Regions from separate parts of the Homo sapiens genome. Here regions 2, 3, 4, 5, 6 and 7 are each linked to region 1. A link is an interaction called in ENCODE POLR2A ChIA-PET data of the cell type or tissue named here. Cell type or tissue: CD4-positive, alpha-beta T cell. All regions are shown on one strand.

Evidence for each region. ChIA-PET counts read pairs that join two places held together with the same protein. Peaks named below come from ENCODE experiments on the same cell type or tissue, not always from the same donor. Only the 100,000 strongest peaks of a DNase experiment are listed, where the experiment ranks them.
Region 2: POLR2A ChIA-PET joins it to region 1 with 58 read pairs; 6 of 35 experiments call an interaction of 5 or more read pairs at or near these places.
Region 3: POLR2A ChIA-PET joins it to region 1 with 41 read pairs; 7 of 35 experiments call an interaction of 5 or more read pairs at or near these places.
Region 4: POLR2A ChIA-PET joins it to region 1 with 23 read pairs; 5 of 35 experiments call an interaction of 5 or more read pairs at or near these places.
Region 5: POLR2A ChIA-PET joins it to region 1 with 11 read pairs; 8 of 35 experiments call an interaction of 5 or more read pairs at or near these places.
Region 6: POLR2A ChIA-PET joins it to region 1 with 39 read pairs; 9 of 35 experiments call an interaction of 5 or more read pairs at or near these places.
Region 7: POLR2A ChIA-PET joins it to region 1 with 12 read pairs; 7 of 35 experiments call an interaction of 5 or more read pairs at or near these places.

Annotation. Positions count from the first base shown.
Region 1 is chr7:150,629,233-150,633,232 of GRCh38, reverse strand. It overlaps GIMAP6 (GTPase, IMAP family member 6), which reads left to right and starts at 848. Exons shown (of 3, transcript NM_024711.6): 1 at 848-1,064; 2 at 3,091-3,175. The coding sequence starts at 3,091. RefSeq lists enhancers at 898-987, 998-1,087, 1,358-1,437 and silencers at 3,486-3,686, 3,706-3,906. In CD4-positive, alpha-beta T cell, no CTCF peak of the experiment used is centred here; DNase peaks (open chromatin) are centred at 852 and 1,582; H3K4me3 peaks cover 3,540 bases; H3K27ac peaks cover 3,788 bases.
Region 2 is chr7:150,566,908-150,570,907 of GRCh38, reverse strand. It overlaps GIMAP4 (GTPase, IMAP family member 4), which reads right to left and starts at 3,518. Exons shown (of 3, transcript NM_018326.3): 1 at 3,471-3,518; 2 at 949-1,020. The coding sequence starts at 1,006. In CD4-positive, alpha-beta T cell, a CTCF peak has its summit at 2,026; DNase peaks (open chromatin) are centred at 2,027, 2,864 and 3,587; H3K4me3 peaks cover 4,000 bases; H3K27ac peaks cover 2,853 bases.
Region 3 is chr7:150,753,225-150,757,224 of GRCh38, reverse strand. No RefSeq gene overlaps it. Among named protein-coding and RNA genes, the nearest start is that of GIMAP5, 18 kb to the right of the region's middle. RefSeq lists silencers at 1,482-1,541, 1,582-1,631. In CD4-positive, alpha-beta T cell, CTCF peaks have their summits at 164 (motif pointing right) and 2,870; DNase peaks (open chromatin) are centred at 184, 774, 1,544 and 2,804; H3K4me3 peaks cover 1,637 bases; H3K27ac peaks cover 3,153 bases.
Region 4 is chr7:150,512,767-150,516,766 of GRCh38, reverse strand. GIMAP7 (GTPase, IMAP family member 7) reads right to left here and starts at 1,895. Exons shown (of 2, transcript NM_153236.4): 1 at 1,822-1,895. It also overlaps the pseudogene STRADBP1. RefSeq lists enhancers at 1,744-2,003, 2,014-2,173. In CD4-positive, alpha-beta T cell, no CTCF peak of the experiment used is centred here; DNase peaks (open chromatin) are centred at 836 and 1,916; H3K4me3 peaks cover 3,261 bases; H3K27ac peaks cover 4,000 bases.
Region 5 is chr7:150,697,218-150,701,217 of GRCh38, reverse strand. No RefSeq gene overlaps it. Among named protein-coding and RNA genes, the nearest start is that of GIMAP2, 14 kb to the right of the region's middle. In CD4-positive, alpha-beta T cell, no CTCF peak of the experiment used is centred here; no DNase peak of the experiment used is centred here.
Region 6 is chr7:150,684,006-150,688,005 of GRCh38, reverse strand. It overlaps GIMAP2 (GTPase, IMAP family member 2), which reads right to left and starts at 2,300. Exons shown (of 3, transcript NM_015660.3): 1 at 2,221-2,300; 2 at 919-954. The coding sequence starts at 946. LOC124901774 (a long non-coding RNA gene) reads left to right here and starts at 293. Exons shown (of 4, transcript XR_007060589.1): 1 at 293-409; 2 at 1,830-1,884. RefSeq lists an enhancer at 2,226-2,425. In CD4-positive, alpha-beta T cell, no CTCF peak of the experiment used is centred here; DNase peaks (open chromatin) are centred at 875, 1,505, 2,335 and 2,695; H3K4me3 peaks cover 3,107 bases; H3K27ac peaks cover 3,931 bases.
Region 7 is chr7:150,720,587-150,724,586 of GRCh38, reverse strand. The region is part of intron 2 of GIMAP1-GIMAP5 (GIMAP1-GIMAP5 readthrough); the gene reads right to left. GIMAP1 (GTPase, IMAP family member 1) reads right to left here. Exons shown (of 3, transcript NM_130759.4): 3 at 303-4,000. The coding sequence ends at 3,662. Among named protein-coding and RNA genes, the nearest start is that of GIMAP1-GIMAP5, 6.0 kb to the right of the region's middle. In CD4-positive, alpha-beta T cell, no CTCF peak of the experiment used is centred here; no DNase peak of the experiment used is centred here; H3K4me3 peaks cover 1,843 bases; H3K27ac peaks cover 460 bases.

The sequences.
Region 1 (4,000 bases):
GGGTGACAGGATGACATTCTGTCTCAAAAAAAAAAAATTAATTGTGTCAGGGTATTTACAGAATAATTTAAGTAGAACATTAAAAGATATATATATGTACACACACACATACTATGTAACAATTTTAATAAATACACCATGATTATCAACCAGAACAGAACCAAAGAAAATTAGAACTATTATAGTAGATTGAGTGGAATTTTTTTAGGGAATCTTAACATTTTAAAATCATGTGGTAACAATATCATCACCTATGCTCCTATGTTCTGAATTTCTTCCTTCAATGGCTTCCCTTTAGCCACAGTTATCAGATCTGTCAGTAAAGTCCTAGAAAACATGTTTTTGAGGATGCTGAGGTGTTTTCTCCCTTGGCCTGTGTTTAAAATATTGTTCTTCCCCCATAACAAGTGCTCTCTTTAATCCTACATTTTAGACATTCTTTTGTATTTTCCCTTTTCTTATAGTGCAGATCTTCTAGAAGCTGTAACAATTGTAATTACCAATGATTCATGCCTTAGAGGTAATGAGTGTCAGACCTTGTCCTGAGAGAAACTATTAAAGGAAGGAGAGGTTGGGGAAGAAAGGAGACAATGACTGTTTGCCCCAATACTGAGGCATAGAAGTTCCCTGGGGAAGAGGTGGGGTTCAGAAAAGAGAGATCAGGGAAAGTCACTCCTCCTGACACAAATCTTTCTGAGGCATCTGCCTCTTTTTAAGCTCTGAGTTCTAGTTATCCTGGCTCAGGATAAAAATAATCCCACCACTGGTATCCTCCCTTTTTCTACTTCCGAGGCTGCAAAGTGCAACAGCAGACTCTTCTGACTCAGGAAGGCCGGTGCTCCTACCCACTTCCTGTTCCTCCATCTCCAGCGGACACTGCTCTTTCAAGGGCAGGTCTCCAGCCCAGCTCTCTGAAAACATTTTGCTGAAAATATAAGCAAACATCGGCCTTGTCCTCCTTGTGTTCATACACTGTGGAAGCTTTTCTCTGCCTCCTCCGTGAGAGTGCGTGGCCGGGAGACCAGAAACGTGGTCCTTTCTCTTGCCTGTGAGCTGGTGCAGAGGTAAGTCTGAGTATTTGTGCGTGTCATATTTGGATGTGTATGTGTGGGTGTTTGTGTTGTACATGTGTGTTTACATGTTTGTATGTGTTAACATGAATGTGTGTGAGTGATGTTTGTGTGTGTGATGTTTGTGTTGTGTGTGTATGTGAGTGTTGTGTGTGTGTTGTGTATGTATATTTGTGTTTGTGTATGTGTTTGTGTGTTCACCTGCATGTGTGTGAGTGGTACATGTGTTTTGTGTATGTGTGTGTGTTGTGTATTTGTGTGTGCTGTGGTGTGTGCAGGTTTGTAATGTGATAAAAAGAGCTGTGACCAACACGTCTGGAGAACTTTTTGCCTTGTGACAAAGTCACTGTTTAATATTTGGCAAGATGCTTCTCTGAGTTTTGCTTTCTTCCAGAGCAATATGACAAGGATGGTACTATCTGTTCCATCTTCTGTGTTGGAGACAATGCACACTGTGGCCAACATGGGAGGTGCCATTCCGGGGAGGGTCTAGGAGGAGGCAGGGAGGTGCCTTGCGTGCAGACCCATTCCCCGAACCCTGCGAAGGCACAGTGCAGGTTCCTGCATGCCACAGCCTAGTCCCACCCGGCTGTTGTTTCCTGTTAAGCTGCCTGCCCGTTCTCTCTAAAGGAGGAATGAGATTACATTGGTAAAGTGCTGCCTCAATTTCCACCAGGGATGTAAGGAAGCCAGGGACAAAGAGATTGAGAGGCCACCAGTTAGGAAGAACTAACTCCCTTTGGTAGGTGAAATATTGTACTCCTTCCAGAATCTGGCTGTTCAGGTCTGAGTAAGGCTGTCCGCCTGGCCTGCTTCTTCTTTCTTCCTAGAAAGTCAACAGACCTTCCTGGACTCCCTCCATGCCCAGCCCAGCACTGCAAAATTGATCTTTACCAATCATAAAGCAATATCCGCATATATACTTCTGGGATCTGGGGAGGACTGGAGTGTTTGCCAGGTGAACAGAATAGAACAAACATCTAACAATGTGGCAATGAGAAAAACATGTCTATCAGGTTCCCCTGGACTTAGGTTTCCCCACACCCCAGACCCTTCATCTGGATCTGTTTCATCTGGTTGTGAATGTCCTACATGATCTGGAAAAACAGTCATGGACCATGCAACTTCCTCCTCAGTCCCACAGAGAAAATCCAGCAGAGAGAACCTTATGGGATCTTGGCACAGAGAACTGTGTTAGTCTATGAAGCCAGGACACATTGCTGTCATGGGAAAGGGGACAGGAGTTCCTGGTTGGGAATGATGTGGCCCTAATTTGCAAAAAGGACTAAGAATTGCTCTAAAAAATGTTATGAAGTATGTTGAGACCTTAATAGGGGAAGAGACATTCACAGGCATCTAGTTCAGGCCCAACATTCTTACTGATGGGATGCTGAGGCCCAGACAGAGCTAACTGGTGGCTGCTTCTCCCCTGAGGTCTCTGGCTTCCTTCCCAGCTCAGCCCCTGCAATCCCAGTCCTCTGTAACCCTCACTGCACAGTCTTCTCCAAAGTCTGGCCCCAAGGCCCACCAAGTGGCCCCTCCCAACAACATCCTACTCATTCACGTCCTCCAGGCACACCAGGCCTTCCTGCTGCTCCCAGGGAACACAGGATCAGAATCACACCTGCTTCTGTGCTTCCCTTCCTCCACCTCCTCCTTCTTCCCTTCCTCCACCTCCCCCCACCTCCCAGAACAGTTCCAGACCCTTTGTCTATCCAAATTTCATCCATTCCTCAGCTCCCAGGCCAGTTGCACCTTTATCTGTAAAATCTCTTAAACTTATGATGGAGACCACAATGAAGGGGGCGAGGGATAGCATCCCTAAAGAAATAGGGTCCCTAAAGCCAGCAGAGAGTGTCTTAGACCCCTTCTTCCATTGCCTCACTCAGTCCCACCCCAACCCTAAACTAATGCAAAAAACTTTCCTCTGGCAAGAGAAAGGCGAAAGGCAGGTGGCTGTTGAAACTCATTTGGAAAGTCAGTAGAACATATGATTTTTTTTTTTTTTTTTTTTTTGTAGATGGAGGAAGAAGAATATGAACAAATTCCCCAGGAGAATCCCCCAGAAGAGCTGTCCCAGGATCCTGTGCTGGAGCTGTCAGGAGGTAAAATGAATGAGGAGAGGGGAGCAAGTGGGAAACATTTGGGGTGCAGGTGGGACACAGCTCCACCACCATAGTGTGCTTGGAGAGGAAGCTGACGTCCCCCAGTCACAGAAATTTACCCGCCTCAGCCACCATCAGAGGCCTTTGGGGTAGGGCCCTTCTTATCACTAGCCAAAAATAAGAAAAAAGACCCCTGGATAGGTATGGTAGATAAAAGGAGGCGAGAAATAGCACCAATGACTAAATCACCATGCCAGTCCCAAAGGAAATGCTTTCACATGGTAGATGTTCTTCCTCAGGATGGATGTGCTGACAGTGCGTGTGACGAAAATAAGTGGCCTTGGACTGAGGCTTGGATGCCAACAGACCCTGTATGGGTGTTTGGCTGACTCCGAAGTGGAGCTGTCACAGTTGTAAGTTTGAAAGCGCCTTGTGCACAAGCAGAATGTACTTGGCTGCTGCCTCAGATCTGGGCTCTGCCTTATCGAGGGCGTCCCTTTCCCAAAAGCCATTGCACAGGGTCAGGCGCTTAACTTTCATGGGCTCAACTTCGTCATTCATCCTGGGGAGGCAGGATTTACAAATGCTGGAAACCCAGCCCTTTCCTGGCCAGAAGAAATGATTTGTGATTCATTATGTATTTTAATATGAATGACCTTTTACTTTATGAACTTAAATGGCCTGAGCCATCTGGAAAAAGCCACGTTAACCTACTACAATAGGGACATTACCAATACCTGTGTAACACCTGTTTGACCTTTTGTTATAGCAATCAAGGTTAGCTATTCTTTTAAGAATCCTCTCCAGAGCTCAAGTGATGCATTT
Region 2 (4,000 bases), 62 kb after region 1:
CCTTATGACTTGCTCTGGACAGTAGGACAGTAGAAAGCCTGGTGCAAGCAGAGACTCCAAAAGTGCTTATGCACTGTGGCTTGCCTTTTCTTTCTGCTCCTCCTGCAACTGCCTTAAAAGGAAGCCTGGACTAGCCTTCTTGATGATAACAACAAGGCCCAGTTATCTCTATTACCCTTGCTGTCTGAGAGCTTGCTAACTACCAGACATGTCCATAAGGCTATCCAAGACCATTCAGTTGCATACCAGGCACTAGCTTACCCCAGATGCATGAGTGAGTGCCTGAGATGAGCCAAGCTGGTCCAGACCCAAGAACAGCCCAGTGAACCCACAGAATTAAGAACCAACTAAATGGCTGATGTTTTAAGCTATGAAACTTTGGGATAGTTTATTAAACCAGCAAAATCTCAACTGATATAGTCAATTTCTATGGGTAAGGAAGAAAATGGAGGGTCATGTGATACACTGAATGAGCCAGCCAGTTTAATTTGTTGGTTATAGTGAGACCACCAGGAGCTGGGAAATTAGATACCAGGGTGAGGGACAATTACTCCCACATTCCTCATTCCCAGTTCTCCTCCAGGCTGAAGAAAGGGGCAGAAAAACAATCAGATAGGCTACAACCAGCTGTTCTGGTGTGTCCATGTTGTAGGAAGCAGGAGGTAAGAAACTGTGCCGAGCCCTGGGTCAATCAGAGGATATTTAATCTCTCTTCTGCTTAGCTGCTTAGCCACACCATGGGCAGAAAGTGCAGAGGGTCAAGAAAGATGAAAGAGCAGGTCAAATGAGGAGAAAATGAGAAAAGAGGTTGGAAATATTTTTCTCCTGCTCAAATGGGGACTGGGTGGCAAGGCAGGAGAACCCCACCCCTATTCCCCCCCAAATCCCCCACCCCCACCTGCTAACCTCCCTGCAGCCTGGTCTGGGGAGCACTGAATGCCCTCTCACCATAACTGGCCCCTGGTGTGCTGGGGTTGAAGCTCATACTGCCGTATTGGGCTGCCATTGTCGCTTGAACTCCTGTAGATCAAGAAACATAACCATGTCATTTTAGGGAAATGGAAGCAACTAGAATCCCTGACTGCCTGTAGTCAACAACAACTTTCTTTTTGCCATGAGCTTGCTACATTGATTTCTCCTGCTCCATTTCCCAAAAGTCTCCTCAACCCTCCATTTTCAGTTTCATTTTCAGATTGTTCCTTTTTCTTTACACAAACATAAATGCTTCCAGTGCTTCCTCACAGGGGTTCTGGCCCCTTCCCCCCTCTATCTAGAGATTCGTGGCTTGGATGTGTTTATATGAGGTCTGTAGCCTACACCCTCCTCAGAGTTCCAAACTTTTATATCTCCCTCAGCTTATAAAAGTTCCAAACTTTTGTATCTCACTCCATTTGGCTATTTCATGGGCATCTCAAACAGAACCTGGCCGAAATTAAGCCCTGACCTCCACATCCTGTCTGCCTTCCTGGCTCCCCGCTCAGCAGATGGCACCAACATCTAGCCCCGTGGCTCCTGCAGAACTTTGGGGTCATCTACAACTCTTTTATCCTCTCTCTCTCATCAGCCCATCACCAAATCCTATTGATTCCACTTCCAAAAAACTCGAAATTACCCATTTCTCTCCATCTTTGTGCTAATACAACCCACTGTCAATTGTATACAACTTAACAGGCTTCTAATTGATCATCTCCCCTTCAATCCCTTTTCTACTCTACAATCAGATGTTCTTTTAAAACTAAAATTTGATATTTTTTCTTGTTTAAATTTCCTAGTGGCTTACTATTGGTTTCAAAATAACTGAAGTCCTCAGAATGGCCCATAGGCCCTGTGTGATCAGCTCTCTCCTCTCTCCTATGTGTGAGCCACACTACCCTCAATGTTCTGGAAATCTAGGCTCCTTCCACCTTCAAGGCCTTTGCAGTTATCATTCCTTCTCTTTGGAGCACTCACCCTCCAACCTAGTGCCCAGCTTGTTCCTGCTCAACCCGCAGGCCTCGGCTCTCCAGAGAGTCTTCCCCAACACCACTGTCTACCAGCAACACCCTCTGTTATGATCCACTGCACCCCAGAGGCTTCTTACAGAATATGTATTACTTTAGGAAGTTAATTGCTTGATTTTTTTACTGTCTCCTCTTATACTACAAGCTTTGTGATGAGAAGACCACATATGTCTTGTATTTCTCATTATTCCCTGGGGACAAGCACAATACTGGGCAAAGAATGGTTATCGATCATTGTTAAATAAATAAATGGATAATCTCCCTGCTTCTTGCCTTTGATTGATCATTATGTCCAGCCCACATCTGATCTGTGAAAATGACAATCCATTCCTTTATTAATTAATATGTAGTGTTATAGAAACATGGTATTAATTTTAAATGTTTTATTTCATTGCTACCTACAAACATTTTGCAATGGAGAAAGATATTTGAAGAACTCTTATTGGAGCAGACTTTGAACAAAACAGGCAGAAAATGGTAGTTGTTAAAGACAGAGTCACCTCATAGGAAGCCAACAAATATGAAACACTGTGAAAAGCCAGATATTTCTTTTGAATGACTATTTCTTTATCCTTCAAGAATAGGGTATAGGAAACAGCTTCTTGTAAACAAGAGAAATCATGGCATTTTTTAAAAATCAGCTTTGGTGGCTGGTGTTAGGAGAGAGGATAGGACACCAGCAAGAAGAAAACAATACTGTGACATTCTGGGTTTTTGTGACATTCTCTGGGTGTTTCTTCATATCCTCCTTCTAGTGTGTGGGCTCTTTAATGCTGCTCTGCTGTTAATAATTCAGAGGCAAAGCCAGGAGACTGTGCTTCTGTAGGTGCTGACTTCAGGTGGCTGAATTCTCCTCTCTCTGCCTAAGGAACAAGCACCCATCAGCATCCAGCTTCTCCTGAACTGTAGAGAGTCACACCAGGTGGCATCTCCCTCCTCCTACCCGCTAAAGGGGAGCTCAATGCCCAGTAAACCCAGGACTGTCCCTGAGGAGACAGTTTCCCTAACGGGCAGCTCCGAGCAGACAGTTAACCCTGTAACAAGACCTCAGACTGCAGAGCCTCCAATCCTGACCTGGGTGCAGTCTTTGTGGGGCCACATATGGAGCTGTGCCCCTTACACATCCCAATGTTCCTCTTCCCACCAGCTCCCCCAGAGCTAATTCTGTCCGCTCACCCAACTTTATCCCTGGAAGAATCAAAGTTTCTATATAAATTCCACAACCAGCGAGAGGAAACATTTATTTGTAAAACAAGTATCCTCTGAGCAGCAATCTCTGGAAGAGGCATTGATTTGTAGGGCTCAGCCTTGAAAACAGATCACAGCCTAAAATTAGCAAAGCCAGGAAACGGGAACCAGCGAGAATATAGTCTGAAAACATGTTTACCAGACGATTTAAGATACAGGTCCCTCCTCACCAAAATCGCACATTCGTCCCGACCCCCACCACACACACCCCTATTCCCTTACCTGAAAAATCAGGATCTTGCACCCCTCTCTGATTTTGCACACAATACTAAGCCAGGATGTTGAGAAACAGGAGAAGAGAGGAAGTGAGGGGAGGAGCTGTCCAGATTTACTTGTGCAAGGGACCTGCCCACCTGATCATCCAGCAGCTCTAATAGAACTTTCTGCAGGGATGGGGTTGTTCTGTGCTGTCCAAGATGGTGACCCTTAGCCACACGTGACTACTGAGCGCTTGAAATGTGACGAGTGTGATTGCAGTTCTGAATTTTAAATTTTATTTTGTTTCAATTTATTTAAAGTTAAATAGCTACTCCATTGTCAGAATTCTAAAAGGCAAAGTCAGGCAGAACAACTTGCACCAGGCATTTTCCCCAGAAGGAAAGAAGGAATATTCAGCTTGGTATGCCTGGTGGCTACCATACTGAACCTTGCAAAGGCTCTGCAGTGAGACAAAAAACATGGGTCATGCTGTGACATTCTGGAAGAAACTTCTGGGCCAAAACTAGAGAGTTATCAGTTATTCTGAAAGACCC
Region 3 (4,000 bases), 120 kb before region 1:
TGAATAAAGCTGCTATAAACCTTTGTGTGCAGATTTTTGTGTGGACATAAGTAATATATTTTTAAATAATGGGACAAAAAAGGAGAGCTTTCTAAGAATGACAGCGCCATAAAGAAAACATTTGTTCAAATTTCCAGACAGCAAAAAACTCACCATAGCAAACTTAAGAGACAAACAGCAGGGGGTGGTATTTGCAAGATATGTGACCACAGTTGACAGTTCTATTTTACTTAGCACACTGTGAACTTAAAGGAGATAAGATTCTCAAACTCTTTGACTATTTTATTTTATTACCTGCATGTCTGTGGTAGGAGAGAGACATATCAGTGATTCCCTTTAGATTTGTCCAAAAAATCTTATAAGAATTTAGTCCTGTTAGGAATTACCAGATTTCTATTTACATCTCACTGTTAGGAAAACACATTTTGAAATGAAACCACCATAATTCTACAGACTTTTAGAGAGGGAAAGTTATAACTGTTATTATATGAAAAGTGAACATTACAATATTAATATGAGAGAATATTTTGGAAGTCAAATCTGGCTTTCATTGCAAAGTGCGAACTGTATATGTTATCTGCGTTAGAACCGCCCTCCTCTCCAAACTAAATCAAAGAATCAGGAGTCACCTGTATCTCACTCTCTGGCTTATAATTTCTTTAAAAACTGAATCCATCTAAATGCAAATGTGCAAGTAACTGATCAAGCTCTGCCTCATTCACCTGAGAAAGTCCCCAGAGAGGAGCTCTGCCCACTCCCCCTGCACCCACCACCACAACACAGAGGCTCCCAGCATGACCGGGGCCACCCTCTTCCCTTCTCCCGAGCCCCTTGTTAACTTGTCAAGGGCTTGTCACTTTGGCTAAATCACATCATGAATGGGGTCAGATGTCTTCCTGGTCCCTGCGGAAATGAAATCCTCCTGGGTGGGGAAATCTCCTAAGCCTTGCCTCCCCCTCAGGTCAGAGCACAGGTAACCTGAGGGCAGGGCATTTGGCAGAAGTAAGAGGGAGCCATAAAATGTTTCAAGAAAGATGCCTGCTCCTTGTGCAGTGGAACCTGGAGAGTGCCCTTGGGTTCAGTCCTCACTGCCATCTAGAATTCAATATAGGAAACTCTCTTGGCCAGGCTCATGCCTATAATCCCAGCACTTTGGGAGGCTGAAGCAGGTGTATCACTTGAGCTCAGGAGTTCAAGACTAGCCTGGGCAACATAGGGAGACCCCATTTCTCAAAAAAAAAAACAACAAAAATAAGAAACTCTCTTTATGGCGCACTGCAGATGGTGGCTGGGAGATGTGTATATGTCCAGCCTGGGCCAGTAACAGGCAGCTGTTGGCCTTCCCTGGGATGCAGCCATATTCAGATGTTTAGTGGCTTTTCCGGGTCTCAGTGCTCCTGCTAATTCTGGTAAAAAGTTTGTTTTGCACAAAAGCATCACAGAGGTGTGGTGGGAAAAAGGAAGCAGAGCTGTTTTACAAACAGCTTCTTACCCTGGCTGTCTCTCAGGGCCTTGAGTCACCCTCTGAGGGCGGCTTTGTACGGAAACCCACACACATTGTTATTTTCCTGTCCCCAGGGATATGGTCCCTCTCTCTCTCTCTCTCTCTCTCTCTAGCAGACCAAATTTGTGGCCAGGTTCATCATGTCTCATTGCTCTTGTGTTTTTATAAAGAGCCTATAAGACAGTGAGAGAGACTGCCTAGGAGAGGGAGGGTTGCTCCTAGGCCATCTGTAGACCTTGCAAGAAATTCCAGGACCTGGCAGATAACAAGGCTTGTTTTGTTTTCTTTCATTTTCTCTTCTCTCCCCCACCCCGACCCCCCAGTTCTACCAGTAACAGTCTGTGCCAGCGTGGACAAGACACTTGATCTTTCTAAACCTCAGTTTCTTTATTCCTGAATTAGGAGAAAAAATCATATACCCTAAAGTCCCAGATATGTGCTAACTGAAAATATGACTGATATTATATTTTTAAGAACCTAAAGTCTGGAATAGAATGAGCTCAGATGGTACCCCTATGGTGATACTGATGAGCTCATTTCTTGTGTTTGTGCAAGAGCATTTTCATATATGCACATAGTGGCTGCTGCACCCTCTATGTGGGTACACATATGGCTTCCCCACAAATTGCAGGGCAAGGAAAGATCACCTGAACATCCTTCCCCCACCCTGGTCTTCCACAGAAGGTAGGGGATAGTCTTTGAAGGACAGGCTGAAAATTCATCTTTTGATTTCAATCTCATTTTATTCCCATTGCCTTTTGTTGTTGACTATACCACTCCACTTGATGGAAGTAGTTTCCATCTTAAAGAGGGGAGAAAGATTTCAGGAATAGGACTCAAGATGATCTGCAGTTATATATATATATATATATATATATATATTATATATATATGTATATATAATATATATAAATATATAATATATAAATATATATATAACTGTATGTATATATATACAGTTACGTTTATGTATATATTTTTCAAAGCAGTTTTAGAGTTACAGAAAAATGGGAATGAAAAATACTGAGAGTTCCCCTATACTCCTCACCTTTTGCCCCAATAATTTTCCCTGTTAGTAAATTCTTGGCTTAGTGTGGTTTATATATATATATAGAAGTAGTTAAAACTCCACTGTCCACAAGAATGAAGTCATAGATGGCAAGGGCTTTATTACTAGGCAGTTACCCTGACTCATAACCCTCTAACTGGCAGATCCTCACAACTGCACGTTATGTTTTTCTAATCAGCATGCCATTTATCTTTTGGAAACTCCAGTGAGGGAAGTAGAGAGAATATTATTGCTACTTTTGGCAAATGAGAGTAAGATAATCTGTCCAAGGTCAACCACTAGTTTCAGAGCATTTCACAGTTTTTCCAGTGGGGGTCTCCACCTTCCCCTTCTCCACCATGTCCCTCATAGTGGAGGGAACCATTCTTTACTCTCATTAGCTTAGAGATGATGCTCTCCCAGTTTGAGGCATGAGCTGCTCCCCTTCCTTCCTTCCTTCCTTCCTTCCTTCCTTCCTTCCTTCCTTCCTTCCTTCCTTCCTTCCTTTCCTTCCCTCCTTCCTTCCTTCCTTCCTTTCTTTTTCTTTCTTTCTTTTTGAGACAGGGTCTCACTCTGTCACCCAGGCTGGAGTGCAGTGACACAATCATGACTCACTGCAACTTTGGCCTCCTGGGTTCAAGTGATCCTCCTACATCAGCCTCCTTAGTCGCTGAGACTATAGGCATGAACCACTGTGCCAGGCTAATTTTTTTTTTTTTTTTTGGTAGAGATGGGGTTTTACCATGTGGCCAGGGCTGGTCTTGAACTCCTGGGCTCAGGTGATCCTCCAGTCTCGGCCTCCCTCCTAAAGTGCTGGGATTACAGGCATTAGCCACTGTGCCTGGACAGGTTAAACTGGTCCAACCATATTCCATGTGTGAGACATTTAATACCATTTTAAAATGAATTAATGGAAGGATTGATGGATATAAGATGAGTGAGGTGAGTTGATGGCCAGCCCAGAATAGGCTTTTTTTTTTTTTTTTTGGAGGGGAGCGATGATAGTGCTGTCCAGAGGGCTGGTGTGGCACTTGGGTGGGGTTCTCTGTAGTGGTGGTTTGGGCTAGAGGGATAGCACTGTGACTGGAGAGGAAAAACTCCTCAATAAAATAATTGAGGCAAATGAGAACAATCCTGATGTTTCTGAGAAGCACCCTTTTCACTTCTCTTTCTGTTCAGGCTGGATTCCGAGACAGTAGCAATTTCAGGTTCTCCTTCTCGGAGGAAATGGCCCGCCACCAATCTCTTGGCCAAACACAGCACGTGAATAGCTTTGCTGCATGTTTTCCCGGAGGGCTGATCCCTCTCAGCACACAGGGGCAGCCACAGATTCAGGCCCTACAGGCACTCAGTTTGCCCTGAAACACCTGAAAAAGCTGCCTTCTCCCTTTAATATCCTTTCACCCCCTCAATCTCGGGTGCAGACTTGGCCTCATGTCACTGCTGCT
Region 4 (4,000 bases), 120 kb after region 1:
ATGCAATCAGCAGTATGAATACTGCCCAGTTCTGTTGGACAAAAGACCTTCCCTTCCTTAAACAAAGAAATTTAACACAAAGAAACAAGGAAGGTGAAAACCTACACATTAAGTGAAACATAAGAGATGTCAAACAATTGTAATGTATGAATTTTACTTAGATCCTACCTCAAACAATTTTAAAAATTATGAGATCTTCAGGGAAATCTGAATACAACTGGTAGTATTAAAATTTATAGTTGCCTTTTGAAGGCTGTTTATGAAATTGTGGAAATGTTTTTAAATGGTCTTTATCTTTCAGAGACACATACTCAAATATTTACTGATAAAATGATGTAATGTCTGACATTTGCTTCAAAATAATCTGTGATAGAGTTGAGAATAGGAGCAGATATTTGAACAAGACTGGCATAAATTGATAACTGTGAGATTTTAATATAGGTACATGGAAGTTCCTTATATTGTTTTTACCTTTGAATAAGTATAAATTTTTCACAAATAAAAAAATTAACCCATGTATAGTGTAACCACTATCGAGCAGAGACTGCATATCAGAACACCCTGATAAAACATGTTTTGTATATCTCGTTTATTCTTCAAAAATACTCTACAGTGAAACTAATTTTATTATTCTAATTTTTTAAATGAGGAAGCTGGTGTGGCTCAAAAATTCTGGGAAACATGCCCCTGGTCACTGTGCTAAGAGGTATTGGGCAGAGAAGACATTCGATTCAAAGTCTGTCTGAATCTACCATGCTCACTCTTAACCGTGCACTCTACTGCCTGTTCTTGGCTACTCTCAGGCCATGATTCTAAATTTTCATTGACATGGCACAGAGATAGACCAGTGGAGGGCAAAGGAGATGATCCACGCTTTCTGCAAAAAGGTGAGCTGGGAGCCAGCCTGTTATAAGGGAACCGTGAGGAGGGCTCCGCATTTCTCGTGGACTTTTCCATCTCTCTCATATTGAGAAGCCAAACGTGAGAGAGATGGTCAGAAATATCACTTTAAAACTTTCTCAAGTTTTAAAACTTTCTCAAGTGGTTCCTGGAAGATCCAGAGGACCTCCAGCTAAGAGAAAGGCTGAGAAATGACAAAAGCATTTACAACAGAGGTGAACAGTTCTAAACTGTGGCCAGACCCACCGGTTCTAGAAAATTTCGTAGCTCCTTGAGATCCAGTTCCCTCTGCTATAAAAAAGGAAAATAAAACCAATCTTGCAGGGTTGTCCTTAGGCTTTCATAGAGTGATTTCTATAAAGGTCTTTTATGGCAACTCTTTTTGTACTGAATGGCGCAGCAGCCCCACATGTTACACTGTTAGGGACACAGCTTGTCTCTGCTTAATGCTGGAAAAAGTCAGCAGACTGAATTCTAGTGTTCCTCCGCCATGAGTGATCTGGGTACCCCTTGGAGAATCATCAAAATCTCTGGGATTGGGATTCTGATTCTTTTTCTGTAAGAAGAGGGACTTAGACAGGTGGACTCTAAATTGCCTGTCACCTTTACAAATCTGTCTTAGGAGCCCTTAATTTCTTATGAAGGTTATCAGGCAACACTCTGTGTCTATCACAACAGCCAGTGAGTGGAGGGTGCACTATGCAGCCATGTGTGTCCTGTTACATATGAGATGCATGGGCTCCATGCAAACAAATCTCCTCACTCCCCTTCTACTCACCCCTCCCACAGCACCTTCTATGCAGTGCTGCTTAGCACAGTGCCTTGTCCCTCCTAAGGGCAGAGTCCACTCCAGCCACACACCCTGTCCCCACTGCCCTTCGCAGCCCAATAGCACCAGACCCTCTTCTCAGCCAGGCTCACCTTCTCTTGAACAAGTTGAATTTTCAGGTTTTCTCCAAGGAGGCTGCTTGAGCTGTTGCTTTTGCTTTTACTGTGAGTTAAAAGTGTCTGTACCGCCACCAAAACCTCTCAGTCAGGAAGCTCAGGCTGGGTGGAGCCACACACACAAAAATGTTTGTCTTTAAAGAAACAGAAATACGGCTCCATAATCTGGTGATTGCTTCAGTTTTGCCCGGTTGAAACGTTTTGCCCATGGGCCTGCTATAAACACCATTTCCAAAGCTACATTTTTCGCTTCAGGTTATAGTGATGGATGCAAAAGAGCCTTATTAAATGACCCAAATATTGCCTAGAAAACAAGGCACAGGACCTGATTGTCTTCCCAGGGTGGAGTGGGAGGCTGAGGGGTGATTTGGGGAAGAAGAGAGACAGGCATATACCTTGCCATTTCCAAGCGTAGAGCTGGGGGTTCTTAGTGATTGTATAATATGGGTTTTTTATTATAGTCTTTCAGGAAGGCCTCAAGTTACTCATTCAAAAGTTAACAGCACTGAGGCTCAAAGGCAGAGTCTAAATCATTAGGAACCAAGGGAAAAAAAGGAAGGTGACGCCTGGAAAAATAATCTGCCCATGAACACATAGTTTCTCTAGTTGCTTTTCGTATAATTCTTCCAAGTTTGAAAATATGCATGACCTAACAAGTAAAGATGCACCCAAGGAATAGATCCTACATCCCTTCCCCACCTTCCTCTCTACCCCACATCTTCCTACCCCAGTCTCAGGCAGAGACAGATTTTCCAGAATTTACCCAGTGGATGGTTCCAATCTGCTCTGGAGGTTTCTTGAGGTGAGAGGCAGGTTCCCAAAGCTCTCACGGTTGACCAGATATTCCAGTTGGCTACGTAAGAATACTATGTTTAGAGTTCCAAGCCCACAGCCCCTGTCGCGGCCTTGCCACCCTCCAGCGCCCCACGCCAGGAGTGGGCCTAGAGCGCTCGCCTTGCCCCTCTGTGATCCGGGCTCCGGCACCCGCCCAGGTCCGCACCACTGGCAGCCTGTAGGGAGTCGCTGGCCGTCGTCGCCGCTAAGTAGGATATATCTGCATCTTCAAAGGAAGATAAAACAAAAGCCTTCTTTGGAATATTTGGATTTTTGTCACTTTCTGTGAGCTTTAGTTCAAGAACACAAGTTGAATCACTCAAACATGAAAAACAAGTCTGAAACCAGTATCCATCAATACTTGGTCGAAGAGCCAACCCTTTCCTGGTCGCCTCCATCCACTAGAGCCAGTGAAGTAGTATGTTCCGCCAACGTTTCTCACTACGAGCTCCAAGTAGAAATAGGAAGAGGATTTGACAAGTTGACTTCTGTCCATCTAGCACGGCATACTCCTACGGGAACGCTGGTAACTACAAAAATTACAAATCTGGAAAACGGCAATAAAGAACGCCTGAAAGTTTTACAGAAAGCCATGATTCTATCCCACTTTTTCCGGCATCCCAATATTACAACTTATTGGACAGTTTTCACTGTTGGCAGCTGGCTTTGGGTTATTTCTCCATTTATGGCCTATGGTTCAGCAAGACAACTCTTGAGGACCTATTTTCCTGAAGGAATGAGTAAAACTTTAATAAGAAACATTCTCTTTGGAGCAGTGAGAGGATTGAACTATCTCTACCAATATGGCTGTATTCACAGGAGAATTAAAGCCAGCCATATCCTCATTTCTGGTGATGGCCTAGTGACCCTCTCTGGCCTGTCCCATCTGCATAGTTTGGTTAAGCATGGACAGAGGCATAGGGCTGTGTATGATTTCCCACAGTTCAGCACATTAGTGCAGCCATGGCTGAGTCCAGAACTACTGAGACAGGATTTACATGGGTATAATGTGAAGTCAGATATTTACAGTGTTGGGATTACAACATGTGAATTAGCCAGTGGGCAGGTGCCTTTCCAGGACGTGCATAGAACTCAGATGCTGTTAACAGAAACTGAAAGGTCCCCCTTATAGCCCATTGGATATCAGTATTTTCCCTCAATCAGAATCCAAAATGAAAAATTCCCGGTCAGGTGTAGACTCTGGGATTGGAGCAAGTGTGCTTGTCTCCAGTGGAACTCACACAGTAAATAGTGACCGATTACACACACCATCCTCAAAAACCTTCTCTCCTGCCTTCTTTAGCTGGGTACAGCTGTGTTT
Region 5 (4,000 bases), 68 kb before region 1:
AATGTTGGCACACTGAATAATGCCCCCAAAGATATCCATGTCTTATTGCCCAGGACATACCTGTGGATGTTACTTTATATGTCAAAAAGGGACATTGCAGATGTAATTGAGTTAAGGATCTTGAGATAAAGAGATTATTTTTGATTGTCCAGATGGACTCTAAATATAAATTTTAAGAGAAGCAGAGGGAAGGCACAGAAAAAGAGGGCAATGTGAGGACTGAAGCAAGATGCTGTGCTGCTGGCTTTGAAGATGAAGGAAGGGGCCATGAGCAGCTCTAAAAGCTGCAAAAGGCAAAAAAATATTTCCCTTAGAGATTTTGGAGAAGTAGGGCACTACCATCACCTTGATTTCAGCCCCATGAAACTGATTTTGGACTGTTGATTTCCAGAACTGTGAGAGAATAAATGGCTTGTATTAAGACACGAAGCTTGTAGGAATTTCTTGCAGCAGCCATAGGAAACTAATACAATGGTGTTCAAATCTTCTCTATCTTTACTGATTTTTTTGTCTACTTGTACTATTATTATTATTTTTCCATACCTATCTTCTATACTATTAATTATTGAGAGGGGCATTAAAATCTCTGGCCATATTTGTGAGTTTTTCTTTTTATTATTGCAATTCTGTCAATTTTTGCTTCATGTGTTTTGGAATTCTGTTATTACACACATAAAAGTTTTAGATTGTTATGTCCTCTTGATGAATTGATGGCTTTATCATTGTAGAATGTCCTTCTTCATTCCTGATAATATTTTTTCCTTTGAAGTCTACTTTGTCTGATATTAATATTGTCATTCCAAGTATCTTTTGATTAGTGTCATTATAGAATATCTTTTTTCATCCTTTTCTGCTTAAGCCAGCTGTCTTTATATTTAGTGCAAGATTCATGTAGGCAAAATATAGATAAGCTTTGCTTTTTAAATCCACTCTGACAATCACTGCCTTTTAACTGAGGATATTCAGACCATGTACTCTAATATTTAGATTATTGACTTCTTTAGATTTAAATCTATCATCTTACTATTTTTCAAATTTGTCGCATTTGTTCTTTGTTTCCCTTTTTACTGCCTTCATTTATATTAATTGAACTTTTAAAAAATTCCATTTTTCCTCTCTCTGTTGGCTTATTATCTATAACTCTTTGTTATTTTATTGGTTGACTTAGAGTTTATAGTATAGAGCTTTTGCTTGCCTCAGTTCACCTTGAAGTGATATCATATCACTTTACATAGAGCATAAACATTTTATAATAGTATCTTTCCATTTTTCCTCTCCTGATTTTTTGTCCTATTGTTCTCACAGGTTTTACTTTTGCATATATTGCAAAACTCAATCTATATTGTTATTATTTTTGTTTAAGCAGTCAATTATATTTTAAAGGTATTTAATTAATAAGAAAAATACCCTATATATTTACTCATGTGGTTACCATTTTTGATGATCTTAATTCCTTTGAAAAGATCAGTATTTTTCTCTGATATCATTCTCCTTTTTTAACTTTTTTTTTTTTTTTTGTAGTTCAGGTCTGCTGGCAACAAACTGAGCTACTGAATGTCTGGAAAAGCTTTTATTTTGCCTTCATTTTTGAAAGGTAATTTTGAAAAATAATTTTAATTTGACAGTTTTTCTTCTAATACAGTCATGTGTCACATAATGATGTTTTGGTCAACAACAGACCACATATGCGATGTTGGTCCCATAAGAGTATAGCACCCTATTTTTACTGTATTTTTTTTCTGTGTTTAGTATGTTTAGATACACAAATACTTACCAGTGTGTTACAGTTGCCTACAGTATTCACTACAGTAGCATGCTCTACAGGTTTGTAGTCTAGGAGCAATAGGCCATATCATACAGCCTAGGTGTGTAGTAGGCTGTACCATTTAGGTTTGTGTAAGTACACTCTACAATGTTCACAGAATGATGAAGTAGCTTAATGGTGCACTTCTCAGAATATATCCCCATTGTTAAGTGACACATGATTGTACTTTGTAAATGTTGTTTCACTGTCTTCTCTGTCACATTAATTCTTCAGAAAAATCTGTTGTCATCCTTACCTTTGTTTCTCTGGACATAACATATGTTTTTTTTCCTCTGGCTGCTTTAAGAATTGTCCTTTTATCATTCATTTTGATCAACCTGATTATCATGTTTCTTCTTGTGGATGTCTTATTTGCTTGGGGTTCACTGAACTTCTTGGGTTCTTGTGCTTACAGTTTTCATAAAATTTGGAAAATTTTTGGCCATTATTGATTCCAATATTTTTTCTGTCCTGACCCCCTTTTATTTTTAGTGAATCCAGTTACATATACATTCCACTTGAGGTTGTCCCAGAGCTCACTGAAGCTCTGTTCTTTGAAAGTGACTATTCTTTTTTTCTTTTGTGTTTTCTATGTTGGGACATTTCTATTGCTGTGTCTTCAAGTTCATTAATCTTCTCTCTTTTCTAAATTTTTAGGTTCAGGGGTAAATATGCAGGTTTGTTATATAGGTAAACTTGTGTCACAAGGGTTTGTTGTACAGATTGTTTTGTCACTCAGATACTAAGCCTAGTACCCAATAGTTGTTTTTTCTGTTCCTTTTCCTCCTTCCATCCTGCACCCTCAAATAGGCCCCAGTGTCTGTTGTTCTCCTCTTTGTGTCCATATGTTCTTATCATTTAGCTCCCACATGAGAACATGTACTATTTGGTTTTCTGTTCCTGCATTAGTTTGTTAAGGATAATGGCCTCCGGTTCCATTAATGTTCCTGCAAAGGACATGATCTCATTCTTTTTTATGGCTGTGTAGTATTCCATAGTGTATATGTACATTTTCTTTATCCAGTCTAGCATTGATGGGCATTTAGGTTGATTCCATGTTTTTGCTATTGTGAATAGTGCTGCAATGAACATACATATGCATGTGTGTCTTTATGATAGAATAATTTATATTCCTTTGAGGATATACCCAGTAATGGGATTGCTGGGTTGAATGGTAGTTCTGGTTTTAGATCTTTGAGGAATTGCCACACTGCTTTCCACAATGGTTGAACTAATTTACACTCTCACCAACAGTGTATCAGTGTTCCCTTTTCTCAGCAACCTTGCCAGCATTTGTTATTTTTTGACTTTTTAGTAATAGCCATTTGGACTGATGTGCGATAGTATCTCATTGTAGTTTATTTTGTATTTCTCTAATTATCAGTGATATTGAGCTTTTTTAAAATATGCTTGCTGGCCACATGTATGTCTTGTTTTGAAAAGTGGCTATTCATGTCCTTTGCCCACTTTTTAATGGGGTTGCTTTTTTTTCTTATAAATTTGCTTGAGTTTCTTACAGATGCTGGATATTAAACCTTTGTCAGGTGCATAATTTGTAAAAATTTTCTCCCATTCTGTAGGTTGTCTGTTTACTCTGTTGATAGTTTCTTTTGCTGTGCAGAAGCTCTTTAATTGGATTCTATTTGTCAGTTTTTGCTTTTGCTGCAATTGCCTTTGGCATCTTCATCATGAAATTTTTGCCAGTTCGTATGCCCAGAATAATATTGTCTAGGTTGTTTTCCAGGGTTTATATAGTTTTTGGGTTTTACATTTAAGTCTTTAATTCATCTTGAGTTGATTTTTGTATATGGTATAAGGAAGGGGTTCAGCTTCAATCTTCTGCATATGGCTAGCCTGGTTAGCCAGTTATCCCAGCACCATTTATTGAATAGGGAGTCCTTTCCCCATTGTTTATTTTTGGCAGATGGTTGTAGTTGGTGTGGCCTTATTTTTGGCCTCTCTATTCTGTTCCATTGGTTATATGTCTGTTTTTGTACCAGTACCATGCTATTTTGCTTACTGTAGCTCTGTAGTATAGTTTGAAGTTACGTAGCATGATGCCTCCAGCTTTGTTCTTTTTGCTTAGGATCACCTTGGCTATTAAGGCTGTTTTGATTCCATATGAATTTTAAAATAGTTTTCTTTCTAGTTCTGTGAAGAATGTCATTGGTAGTTTGATACGAATAAGATTGAATT
Region 6 (4,000 bases), 55 kb before region 1:
ACCTCCTATTTCTCACAGGTGAGGGTTGAGTGTGAAGGCAACTTGGTAAGGAGGAAGATCTGGGCTCTTCTTGATGTAAGAGACTGAAGACAGGGCTGTCGAGGGGCAGAGAGTGAGGAGGAGGGAGTGGGAAAGGGGAGGTCAAGATACAGAGAGAGAGACGCCCATACCATACAGATAGCAGAAACAGGTGCAAGAAGAGGAGAGAGAGAGAAAGGACAAGGGAAGAGAAGGGAATGATAGAGACAGACAGAAAGACAGAGAGAGAGACACACACACACACACACAAAGAACCTATGGAAATGTGAGAGAAGGAAGAGAAGACTGAATGGTAGGAGAAGGAGTATTTCAAAGAGATCTGAAAGATTTGTGCATAAGGGAAAAGCCTGGATGCATATTTTGGATCCTGGTGAGTATTTTAACAATTTTCGAGCCAGACTTGGTGGTTCATGCCTGTAATTCCAGCACTTTGGGAGGCTGAGGCGGGTGGATCACAAGGTCAGGAGTTTGAGACCAGCCTGACCAATATGGTGAAACCCCGTCTCTACTAAAAATACAAAAAAAAATTAGCTGGGCGTGGTGGTGTGTGCCTTTAGTCCCAGCTACTTGGGAGGCTGAGGCAGGAGAATCACTTGAACCTGGGAGGTGGAGGTTGCAGTGAGCCGAGATTGCGCCACTGCACTCCGGCCTGGGTGACAGAGAGAGACACTGTCTCAAAACAAACAAACAAACAAACAAACAAAGAAAACAAAACCCCACAATTTTCAGCTGCTGGTGGTGGTAGCTGTGGGAGTTAGAATAAGATCCTTCACCCTTGTTTATTTTGCCCCAACATCATCAGAAGAGCCAAACACACACACACACACACACACACACACACACACACACACACACACACACGTGAAGTCACCTTCTTACCCCAGTGACTGTGTTCATTTTGGTCCATTGGTGTTCCTGAGAAACAGAGAGACAAGAAACTTATTTTTCAGTTCTAAATCATGAAAAATTCTTATATTTCTTTTCTTTTCTTTTTCTTTCTTTCTTTTTTTTTTTTTTTTTTTTGAGACACAGTTTCACTCTGTCACCCAGGCTGGAGTGCAGTGGTGCGATCTCGGCTCACTGCAACCTCCACATCCTGGGTTCAAGTGATTCTCCTGCCTCAGCCTCCCGAGTAGCTGGGATTATGGGTGTGCACCACCATGCCCATCTAATTTTTGTAGTTTTAGTAGAGACAGGGTTTCACCATGTTGGCCAGGCTGGTCTCAAACTCCTGACCTCAAATGATCCACCAGCCTCGGCCTCCCAAAGTTCTGGAATTAAAAGCGTGAGCCATCACACTAGGCCAAGATCCTTATATTTCTAAACAACCATGTTTCATTTGTCTACTCATAAGGGACAAGGTGGGTGGGAAAGGAATGACTTCCTACTTTACAGAGAACTGGAATCACTTGCTGAGGGGCTGAGAAGTGGGTTTCATTTGTAAGCCTCATGCCCAGCTCTCTCTCGCTTTCTTCCTCCCGTCCTCTCACAGATCAGCCCGGCTCCCTTCTGTTTTTGTTTTGCCTGCACACTCTTCGCTTCTGTCAGCTTTCTCTGTAGGTGTGCCTTCCCTTACACCTTAGGCTCAGTCCTCCCTTTCCCTCTCTTTCTTTTCCCACCTTGCCTCCTTCCCTCCTCTACTCTCTCCAAACCTCCTCCCTCATGTTGAGTCTTTGCTGAGAGACTCAGTGAATGAAGATTATGACTCTGGGAAACCGTGCAGTCCTTTAAGCTGGAAATACACTTCACTTGATCCATTAATGGCTTGAATTTTTCTCATTCCCCAACAGCCCCTGGTTATGAAGCCCTTGCAATGTAGGAACTACTATGGAGTGAGAAATATCGGTACGTTTTCATCAGCTAGTTTCTCTTGCTTAAATCTGGCAGGCATAGACCAAGCGTACAAGCACAGAAAACTGAAAGCCACCGATTAATGCCCAAATTCTTCCCAGTTAGCACTTTTTATTGACTTTATACTATGGAAATTCTTTCTTTGCCAGTAATGTGTAAAGTAAATTACATCGGTTTCCTGTAAACTGGCTCCACTTAAGGAAAAGGCAGTCACTCTAAATTGCTTCTCTTAAAATAGGACAAATTTGTTCTAAGAAAAATGAAAATGTTTGTGCATGGCTTGGGACCTAGAAATCAACACTGCAGAACTTTTCGTAAATCTGGGCTTACCTGATTTACTGTTCAAAGAAACAGTTGGCTCCCTGTTCAGTCCTGTTGTCTTATAGCTCAGCTCCAAGAGAAAAAGAAAGTAAAACCGAGACTCCAGTCGGTCTTCTTCCTCTCTTGAATCTTCCTGAGCTTCCTGACTGCTAATGAACGCCACCACGTGCCTGTGTTTGAAATTCTCTTTCATGCCATTATGCAAAATAAACAGTTTAAATGGAAAGTTAATCAGTAGTTATTTGCTGTCATGTGGGCCAACTGTCTCTTCTTCTCAAAAGTGAAAAAAGAGTGTTTTAATGATTTCATCTGGACTGGAAAGAAAGGCATGAATGCCAAGGAAGTTGGTGGATTTCAGTCCTTCCCAGCTGGGATATGTCCCAACAGTTAGAAGTTTGTCTAGATGCAAATGGCCCCCTGAGAAGGGCTTAAACCTCATTGACACCAGCAGCAGGGATTGTTCTAAAGCAGATGCCACTGGGAGAGAAGAGGAGCCTCTGATAGGCACTGCCCAGGGGAAGAAGGGCACAGAAAGGGGAACCTGAGAGGGGACATTTTTGTCTGAGTCTGATTGTAAGGATCATTAACCATCAAAACATTTTTACATAACTCATTCATGGCTTCTAGGATTCTGGGCCTTTCTTCCCTGTCCAGCTCTGTAATTTCAGAGAACCTCCCTGTGGGGAGAAATTGTCTAGGAAATGTCTATAGTAATACTCTGGAGTGTTGGCTGGGTCAAATGGTATTTCTAGTTCAAGATGCCTGAGGAATCGCCACACTGACTTCCACAATGGTTGAACTAGTTTACGGTCCCACCAACAGTGTAAAAGTGTTCTTATTTCTCCACATCCTAGCATTTAAAACATTTCCTTTTGATTGTCTTGGAGTTTCCAGGTTTATCATAGACTCAGTTGCAAATAGTGATAATTTTCCCTCCTTGTTTCCAAAAATATCTTATGTTGCTTTCTCTTGTATAATTACAATTGCTTGCTACCTTTTCAAAAGTGAGTTAATGTGCTTTTATTATTTATTTACCTGTAGGGCACCTAATATCTTATCATTAATATTGATGTTGGTTATTGGAAATTAATTAGTTTATTTTAAAATCAGTGTGGCTATACTTTGCTTAGTCCTATTTCATTAAAGTCTTTTATCTGTGGTATAAATTTAGAAAATTTTATTTTGACGTTGACTGATATAATTCCATGTCTTTTTCCTTTTGACCTACTAATATTGCAAATTACATCACTGCGTTTCCTAACATAAGTGATATGTACATGTACATGTGCAAAGGTTTGGGTTCCTAGGAATACAGACTGTTGAGATGAAGATAAAATGGATGAAGGAAGTTTATTAGGGAATCTTCTCAGGAAATGTGCTAGAGGGAGAAGGGAAGAACCCAGGATTAGGCAGGGAGAAGTGAGACTGAGATGTAGTCACAACAAATATAGACTCTACAGGGAGTTCTAAAGTTTGGTTGGACTTTCAGAATGAAGGAGAGTGAGCAGAACTTTATAATCCCCATCGGATGCAAACTTCCTCTGGAAAAGACACTTGACTTACATAGGGCATCTCTCTTCAGCATAAGCTAATTTCTGGACAGGTCTGACGGCTCAACAGCTGAGAGCTAACAACTGGTCTCACTCCCAGCAACTGGAGATAGGTCCTTCTGTTTTTGCACTGTTCCTCTAGGTTTGGAGATGCAAATATTGCTTCTCCTGCTTCATCTTTTAGATCATCTGTAGAGACTTCCAAGCACAGTTTTAAATATCTCCCTCATGAAATTTCT
Region 7 (4,000 bases), 91 kb before region 1:
GTTCATCATGATACATTCTGCTAGCATGTAGTAGAAAAGATAGTCTAGGAGTCTTCAGACGTATGAAGTCAAGAGGATATGCACAATATAACACCATTTTGAAAGTAAAAAAAGTCCAAGTGCCTAAACTTAGTGGTATGTAAAGAGAATTATGAGGAGGGAAAGAAAATATAAAAATATGAGAAGAATTAGGCAAAGAATGTGATTGAAAGTATAAAAATAAGACTCAAACCAATAATTATAACTAAACATCCAGTATATGGAGTGATAACTTCTTAAAGAAATAAAGAGGAGGGGACAAATTTGTAAGCATCTCAATAAAGTATTTTATTGGCAGAATAAGCAAGAACCGAATCTAGTTGCCTAAGAAGAGGCCAACATTGCCACTGTTAGATTAAGAATCATGGGGGAAAAATGAGTGTTGAGCCATAGTCTAGCTATAGCTTCCCCAAGAATTTACAGAAATTCTCTTCTGGGGTACTGAATCCATAGGTGAATCTCTGGAAGGAGCACTGGCATTTGCTAGGGCTACTGTGCGGGCTGGAACTGAATATTGATTGTGTAAGAATATGTAAGAATGTACTCTGCCTGAAATCTTTTGCTCTAAAAGTTCATCATGGCCAACACTAGCTTTCAGAAATAAGCCAGATACAAGTCTTTTTGTGTAGAACAAAAGCTGATCCAGGTACCAGGGCATAGAAATATGAACAGAAACATTATCAGCACAGGACCCATACATTTTTATCTTCCAAGAGATAAAAGGAGAGGAGAGGAAGGGGGACAATTGAAATGGATATATATTTACACAATTTTTGAGGTATTGGACAGTATTTTTACTGTGTCTGGTTAAAATTAGCAAGCAAGTTTTTCCAACAGGAGGCAGTGCTGTTTTATGCTGTAATTTAAGTATAAAATTGATTTGTGCTATCAAATCACTCAAATTACATAAGTGAGGTCACAAGGCCTAACCTTGAGCTATGGGGGAAAAAGCAACCTTTAAGCCACAGCCTAAAAAAAGACTTTACCGAAGGGAATGGTGAATGCCAACTGTTCTGTAGCAGGAGAAAAGGATAAAATAAGCTGAAAGGGGTGGAAATACAGTAATTTGGGGGACCCTGTGCTTGAAGGGAAGTAAATTTCCTTAGGGCAGGAGAATATCATTAATACAATGACATGCTTGCGCGAAAGAATTTTCTGTTATCTATGGTAGAAAATTTAGAAAATGGTCAAAAGTCTGGTAGCTAGAAATCTAATATTAAAAAGGTACAGGAAAGTCAACTTTACAATTCATTTTCCAAACATTTGTTGATCCCACTTTCTATGCCAGGCACTGGGTTGTATAACGGGGATACAAAGATGAAAAAAAAAAGATCATAATCAAAGTATCTGAAAAAGAAAACCACTAAAGAAATGTTATTGAATGTAAAGGAAAACTGTAACTTCTTTAATAATACATTATTCAAATTCAAAGATGATAGCACATTTTGAGATTCAGATTGGTAATGTATCTTTGATTACACTTTGCAAATGTATTTGACAATTAACCATATACTACTACTTTTTATTACTGAGGTAGGAGGCAGGACTAGACTCTGGAGGTGGGGATTGGGCTCCAGACCACACTGAAGACAAGCTGAAAGGGAAGAGGTGAAAGAGTCTCTCCATAAAACACACTCACCAGTGCCACGTCAGGTTACCATTGCTAAGGCAACAGCTGGAAGTTTTGGCTCCTTTCCATAGCAACAATCCCACGACCTGGAAGTTACGACCTTTTTTCTAGAAATTTTGGCATAATCCACCCCTAAATTTGCATATAGTTGAAAGTGGGTATAAATGTGATTGCAGTACTGCTTCCGAGCTGCTACTCTGGGCACACTGCCTATTGGGAGCCCTGCTCCACAAAGCAGCTTTGTTGCTGCTGTACATTAAACCACTTTGATAAAAGTTGTTGTCTAACACCAGCAGCAGCACTGGCTCGTGCGCAAGTGACCGTGGACGACCACGCTGTGCCCTCCCTGCTGTCCCCTCTGGTCATCAAAGGATCCTTCCCTGGCTCGAGGCCCCTGCCTGGGCCCAGAAAGGCTGCTGAGGAAGCGAAAGGCAGGAATTAAACATGGGTTTTTCTTGAGCCACGCTTCAAAAAGTCCAACTCCCTGCAGCGGTCACCAAGGCCCTCAGGACCCCTCACCATAGCCTGCCCGAAGCCCGCAACCCACCTGGAACCTCCTGCAGTCCTTAGCCTGAGCTGGCAATTGTGCGCATGCTTGCAGACCCCTTCTTCCCAACGTGTGCTGGGGAAGACCCTAGGGCGCCTGCGCACACTCCCTCCTCCTCTTCCTCTTGAATAGAGCTAATGTGAATACCTGCTTCCCATGTCTCCATGACCTCACTAGAGGCTGGCTGATTTAAAGACAATGAGTTCCCTTAAAGGGTTCTCATTATGCTCAGAAATAGAAATAAGGAAATCCTATTGTTTGATTCGCACAACCAGTCAGCGGCAAATTTTCTAATCACGTGGCATTCGAGAACCTTCCTGGACAGGCCCATCCCGAAAAAACCGGATGCTTTCGCCTCACAGCATAGGATGCTCAGGTGTCTGCAGTCTCAGCCTATGCACCTGGTGCTCTGCCTCTTCTCCATAACCAGAGAGGAGCTCGAGATACAGACTGTGTGTGTGTGTGTGTGTGTGTGTGTGTGTGATAAAAATATGAATAACCATATAGAAGATATTATATGTTATTTTCCCAATATCCTACTCTTTTTCTTTTTCTTTTCTTTTCTTTTTTTTTTTTTGAGACAGATTCTTGCTTTGTCACCCAGCCTGGAGTGCAGTGGCACGATCTCGGCTCACTGCATCAAGTGATTCTCCCGCCTCAGCCTCCTGAATGGCTGGGATTACAGGCGAGTGCTATCACGCCTGGCTAATTTTTGTATTTTTAGTAGAGATGGGGTTTCGCCATGTTGGTCAGGCTGGTCTCGAACTCCTGACCTCAGGTGATCCACCTGCCTCGACCTCCCAAAGTGTTGGGATTACAGGCGTGAGCCACCTCGCCCGGCCCTTACTTCATTTTGGAATGCCATGAACCATAATATGTTCTAGAAAAGTGGAAACTGTTATTTTCCACTTTGTAACAGTACAGTTACATTCATCTTTTTGGTAGTAAATCATTGTACTATAAACTGATGTCTCAGAAGTAACATTCACGTGTGTAACCCCCACATTTCTTTTATTGATGCTAAAAGTCTACAAGGATCACAAAGGAACCTATCTACCCATGTATAAGAACTAGAAAATTATCAAGGAGGGGCAGTCTAAATTTTTTAAAAAGCTCGAAAATAATGGCACTTGTTTTCCCTGTGCCATGCGTTTGTCCCCACTACAAGCTACTTGACATTAGACTACCAAAACTACCAAAGGAAGTTATTGTTAGACGAATTTATTTTAAAACTCTGCATACACATCATTTAAAATGAGTTAAAAACTTAAAAAGTGAACTCTGAGCTTTGGCAAAGTTGCAAAGGTGATGCAGCAAAGTTTTCTGTGTCATTAAAACTATGCCTGAAACTACAGGATTCCTTCCGTTGGAATGAAGTTTTCCCTTCAGCTCCAAGAATTCAGCCTCCCTTAACCAAGTTGCCTTCAGTTTTAGGACCTGCGCTGTCAGTCAGGCCCGACCTCCGCAACGGCCTCCGACCACCGCCTGTGGAGCAGCACCCAGAACAGGAGCGCGCCCCCCAGCAGCAGGGCCAGGCCCAGCCTCCAGCTCCTGGGGGACTTCAGCCACTTCCACAGCCGGGCCGACAGCCAGGCGCCCCATGGCCTCCTCTGCACCCTGGCTGCCACGCGCTCCGCCACCCGCCGGAGCCGCTCCTCAGGGCCTGCCCAGCGCAGCACCTGCGCCAGCTCATACACCTCGTTGGAGTAATGGGCGCCCTTGTGCTCCAGCACCAAGCCCTCGACCATCCCCAGCAGCTGCTCCACCTGGGCTTCCTGCTCCCG